2 separate regions of the Homo sapiens genome follow, and region 2 is linked to region 1. The links are chromatin loops, found by intact Hi-C in ENCODE. Cell type or tissue: Calu3. All regions are shown on one strand. Each heading gives the region's core, and the rest is flanking DNA. Links, peaks and the distances in the headings are about the cores only.

What was found. A loop is a pair of places that touch in the nucleus more often than their neighbours do. Peaks named below come from ENCODE experiments on the same cell type or tissue, not always from the same donor. Only the 100,000 strongest peaks of a DNase experiment are listed, where the experiment ranks them.
Region 2: a loop joins it to region 1, with 2.3 times the contacts of the local background. A loop is called at or near these places in 3 of 110 quality-filtered maps.

Annotation. Positions count from the first base shown.
Region 1 is chr3:53,708,960-53,711,761 of GRCh38, forward strand. All of the region lies in intron 9 of CACNA1D (calcium voltage-gated channel subunit alpha1 D), which reads left to right. Among named protein-coding and RNA genes, the nearest start is that of CHDH, 140 kb to the right of the region's middle. In Calu3, for the core only: a CTCF peak has its summit at 1,368 (motif pointing left); a DNase peak (open chromatin) is centred at 1,372.
Region 2 is chr3:53,629,218-53,632,019 of GRCh38, forward strand. All of the region lies in intron 3 of CACNA1D (calcium voltage-gated channel subunit alpha1 D), which reads left to right. Among named protein-coding and RNA genes, the nearest start is that of CACNA1D, 140 kb to the left of the region's middle. In Calu3, for the core only: no CTCF peak of the experiment used is centred there; DNase peaks (open chromatin) are centred at 1,514 and 1,874.

The DNA.
Region 1 (2,802 bases), core at 292-2,791:
CTCTTTTCAATAAATTGCCATTATAAAAACTGCTACAATGGACTATGCACTCTACAGCACGTGGACCTCTACTTTATAGAGGTCTCTCCACCATGAGACCATCAGCTCCATGGGTGCAGCAGGAATAGGGTCTGTTTCTGCCCTCTGTTGTGTGGCTGCACCCAGCACAGTGCTTGTCCCATACATGAGCATGCCATTACTTCCTTCTTGAATGAAAGAACATAGAGTAATAATAACTAGCATTTGTCAGGTGCTTTCTGTGTGTGAGACACTGTTCCAAAGGCTGTGGGTGAATACATTCATTCTTCTTCACACAACTCTGTGAGACAGGAACTTGACAGATGGGGAAACTAAAGCACAAAGCAGTTCAGTAGCTTCCCAAGGCCATGTGACTTACGTGGCAAAGCTGGGATTTGAACCCAAGCTCTGCCACAGTCTGCAGGCTAACTATCATTAACCCCTGCAAACACATGCCCCTGTGTCTGCGTGCTCGTGTTCATGGTTTTGTGGGAGAGGATACAAGAAAAGGGTCTGCTGTGTCAGAAAGGATGCACATTTTAGGAACGTGAGTATTCTGCCTACCCATAGTGTGCAGGTGTCTGTGCTGCCCATGCCCTTGCTTACTCCAGCATTCCTGCTGCTGTCTCACACTGCTTCGCACAACCCTCCCCTAGAGCACAGGGTCCGTACTCTAAAGACTAGCTGGCTTAGAGTGATCATGGAATCATGGGGCTGCAAGGGGTTAAAGATCCTAGAGTCATTTCTCTCGTGACCTGGTGGTCATGGGAGAGTCGTAGTGATGACAGTAGTGGTGGTTGATTGTGCCTTGCCAAAGCTGGGCACATTGCTTTTATTACTGTCTCCACTGTTCACCTCTTACAACAACCTTACGCAGTACAGGTCCAATTATTATTGACATCTTACAGGTGTGGAGGAAACTAAGGCTTCACAGTATCAGGTAACCTGTCCACAGTCTTCTGACATGGAAGTGACAGGGCTGGGGTTAGACCTGGCCTGTCAGAGTCCAGAGCCCACCTTTTGAACTCCCACCTGTCCTGTCCCATATGGTAGTGCTGTTTGGAATCACATATCCAGTCTGTACAGGGCTCCTGACTCCCCCTAAAGTGCCTTTTCCTTAATACCCTACTTAGATGGGAAGCCAAACCCTGGAAACCTTTATCTAGCATGGGTTAGCTGGTTGTTGATTTAGAACAGGTTCTTAAAGACAGGTGTTTGTGTAATAGCTGTGGAAAGGGCACTTCCTCTCCGCTGTTCTGATGCTGAGCTGGATTCCTAGCAGGAGGGGTCTGGGGCAGGCGGGCGTCCATTGCGTGAGGCAACCTGGCTGGCAGGGCTGGCCGCGTGGGGCCCTGGTTTGGCTGCTGTTGCTGCCCTCTGCTGCTTCATAATGAAATTGCCTGTGTTCAACCTGAAGGGGTCACAGTGGCCGACTTGCTTAAAGAGGATAAGAAGAAAAAGAAGTTTTGCTGCTTTCGGCAACGCAGGGCTAAAGATCATGGTAAATTGCTGAGACTGAGCTTTCTTTTTCCGCAACATCTCTGATACCTTTTCCTTGCACATAGGCATTGTGTGAAGTGCATGTGCCGTGTGGTGTGTTCAGAAGATGCCTATATTTTAATTGCTTGATTTCTTTCTTCTTGTCTTTTTCCAAAATAATGTGCCCTTACCAAGATAGCATTGCAGTTTTCTTTTTGTTTGAACTGTACCTTATAAAGAAGCAGCTGAACCAACTCAAAAAATGTACTTGATTCGGCATGAATATTCTTAGACTGGAAGGCAGACTTTTAAAATACTTTTCCCCAAATGATTTTTTTAAATTTAAACCGTTTAGAAATTCCAATAATGTTATTTGATTGATTTTTTTTTCTCCAGGCTACATGTTTCAAATTGCTTCTCTGTCTTTTAGTCTCTGGCTACTTTGCCCAGGACTATGCCAAAGCTAGTAGTGGCAGCTTTAAGAATGAAATTAGCTGGATGCAGTGGCTCACACCTGTAATTCCAGCACTTTAGGAAGCCGAGGCAGGAGGATCACTTGAAGCCAGGAGTTTGAGACTAGCCTGGGCAACAAAGTGAGACCCTGTGTCTACCAAAAATTGTAAACAAAGAAGCAAACAAAAAAATCAGGTGTGGTGGTGCATGCCTATAGTCCCCAGCTACTTGGGAGGCTGAGGCAAGAGGATTGCATAAGCCCAGGAGTTCGAGGCTGCAGTCAGCGATATTGCGCCATTACACTCCAGCCTGGGTAACAGAGTGCGATCTCTGTCTCTTAAAAAATCAAAATAAATAAAAATAGACTTCAGGGATGCAAAGATTTGGGGGCACTTGCCTTTGAAAGTGAGAATGGGCTCGTGTGGGAAAGTTATATTTCCAGATATGTCCTAAAATGATGCTAAACATACCCTTCCTCAGAATCCCTGGAGTAGCTGTCAGGCCCATCCCCAGGCAGACAGTTAGGTGAGCAGCTGGCTCCCTGCCTTGCTCTGCCCAAGTCATGGCAGTGGTTCGACAGCAGCACAAAGCTTTGCCTATGCACACCAGCACAGTCGACCCAGTTCTGCCACCAGGATCGGCCCTGGTCACCTGACTCTGGGGAAAGTCTGTTTAAGGAGATTCAGACAGCAGGGACGTGAAGCCAACAACTAAGGGAACAGAGGGGACACACTGTACTCTTTTCTTTGAAGTGGCCTCTGGCCCCATGGGAATGCTGAGCTGAGAGGTTATGGGACGCAGATGGGAACAACCCGTGGATATCTGAAGAGGGTTATATTAGAGTCTAGGTCT
Region 2 (2,802 bases), core at 10-2,509, 80 kb before region 1:
AAAGAACAAGTTTCGAGTTGTCACCGATGGTTGAATTTAGCCCAAGATGGTAGCTTTGCTTGTCTGATTACCTTCATGCCAACCCACATTTTCTCTGGCTGACACTAACCAGGACAGAAGCCTAGGCTGGTCTTCCATTTTCTCTTAAGAAAGTGATCAGTTTATGGGATTGTATGCACTTTACCTCACCCACAGCAGATGTTCAGGAACTGAGTATCCAACATAGGATAAAATACAGAATGAAAGCATCCTTTAACATTGAGATGAGGTTGTGGTGAAGGGGAGGAGTTAGCAGTCTGTCACTGGGGTGACTTTCTGGGGAGCTCTAATCAGTCATGTGTTTCTGCTAGCAGCAGCATCCCCTCCTCATTCCTCATGTGGCATACATTGCAGGTCTTCCTGGCGCAGATGCTTTCTTTGCTCACACACATTCCCTCCCTTCTTTCGTTTTTCTCCCCCCAGCACACAATGCTGCTGCTGCCACACACCATTTCACCCCATGCTGGCCCACAAAGAAGACAGAGGTTGATGACATAGCATGCAACTTCAGAAAGTTCACCACTTTGAGCCCCGATGTATAAATGGTAGCAGTTGGTACTAACTCTGCCAGTGCGTTCAAAAGTCATCATAAGGACAATGTGATATTTATTTAAATACATATTGCATTGCTGACTGACAGTGTATTTGCAGTCATTATCCATTTCTAGAGACAAGTTCATGGCAAGCATGGTAAAAAGCTGGACCTCAGGAGGGAACTGAGGACAAAGTAAGCCCTGATGACTCTCACTGGCCTCCTGCTGCACCTGTCCTTATATTTGACCTGTTAGGTTGGTTACTTTAAAAAGCCAGTTACGGGGAGGCTCATTTAAAAAGACATAACACCTGTGAAAGATTATTTTAACGTGGAATATATGACTGGACAATTATTTGCCAATCTGATGAAGTAGGGCCACAGGTTTTGTTTTCATTATTCTGTATCTACTGATCAGCATATCCACTTGCTTGCACAGGCTACACCTATAATGTCCACAACTTCCAGTTGCCTCTTATGTAACAATAGAACAAGAACATAAAGATACAGAGGAAAGCTGAGAGCAATTCTAAATGTCTATGGTTTTTTCTTTATCTCTTGTTGTTATACATCCATATCTGATTCAACAATAAAACATGTAACATTGCTTATCCAGTACTTCCAATGGATTCAGCCTGGTGTTTTGGAAGAAACAACTCTTTCTTTTGCACTCGTATCTCATTATTTGAGACAGTACTTAATTAATTTAGGTAGTTACTAATCCAACTGACATAAACTTGGGAACCAACCACCAACTCCTGATAAGCAAACAGCTCAACTCTTGGGGAACAAAAACGTGTAAGCTCTTTAGAAATTAACAAGTCATGAGAGTTCAGTATGGCTTGGGCGTTAGTCATTACCTTTTAGCCAGAGGGAACAAAGAATGCCAGTTCAAATGACAAGTTGGTTAAAAGGAAATCTGACAGCTTCTAGAGTGTTGGAAAAGAGGTCAAGACCTGAGCTTCTACCCTCAATGGCTCAAACAGGCATACCTTGGAGATATGGTTGGTTTGGTTCCAGACTACCACAATAAAGCAAATATTTGCAGTAAAGTGAGTCACACAAATGTTTTTGTTTCCCGGTGCATATGAAAGTTATGTCTATACTATACTGTAGTCTGTTAAGTGTCCAATAGCATTATGTCTAAAAAATGCACATACCTTAATTAAAAATACTTTATTACTAAAAATGCTAATGATCATCTGAGCCTTCAGCAGGTCATAATCTTTTTGGTGGTGAGGGGCTTTGCCTTGATGTTGATGGCTGCTGACCGATCACAGTAGTGGTTGCCGAAGAAGGCTGGGGTGGCCGTGGCAATTTCTTAAAACAAGGAAGTTTGCCACATGATAGATTCTTCCTTTCATGAAAGATTTCTCTGTAGCATGGGATGCTGTTTGACCGCATTTTACCCACAGTAGAACTTCTCTCAAAATTGGAGTCAATCCTCTCAAACCCTGCCACTGCTTTATCAACTATGTTTATGTGATATTCTAAACCCTCTGTTTCATTTCAACAGTGTTCACCAGGAGTAGATTCCATATCAGGAAACCACTTTCTTTGCTCATCCATAAGAAGCAACCCCTCATTTATTCAAGTTTTATCTTGAGATTGCAGCAATTCAGTTCTACCTTCAATCTTCACTTCTAATACTTATTCTTTGCTATTTCCACCATGTCTACAGTTGCTTCCTCTACTGAGGTCTTGAACCCCTCAAAGTCATCCATGAGGGTTGGAATCAACTTCTTCCAAACTCCTGTTAATGTTGAAATGTTGACTTTCTTTAATGAATCACAAATGTTCTTAATGACATCCAGAATGGTGAATTCCTCCCAGAGGTTTTCAATTTACTTTGCCCAGATCTGTAAGAGGAATTGCTATCTATGGGAGCTGGAGACTTATGAAATATATTTATTAAATCATAAGGCTTTTCAGAGTCAAAATTACTCTTTGATTCATGGGCTGCAGAATGGATATTAGCAGGCATGAAAACCTTCATCTCCTTGTGCATCTCCATCAGATCAGGTGCATTGTTAGTGAGCAGTAATATTTTGAAAGGAGCTTTTTTCTGAGCAGTAGGTCTCAACAGTGGGCTTGAAATATTCAGTCAGCTGTGCTATAAACAGATGTGCTGTCACTCAGGCTTTGTTTTCCATTTATAGAGCATAGAGTAGATTGAGCATCATTCTTAAGGGCCCTGGGATTTTCAGAATGATAAAGGAGCATTGGCTTCA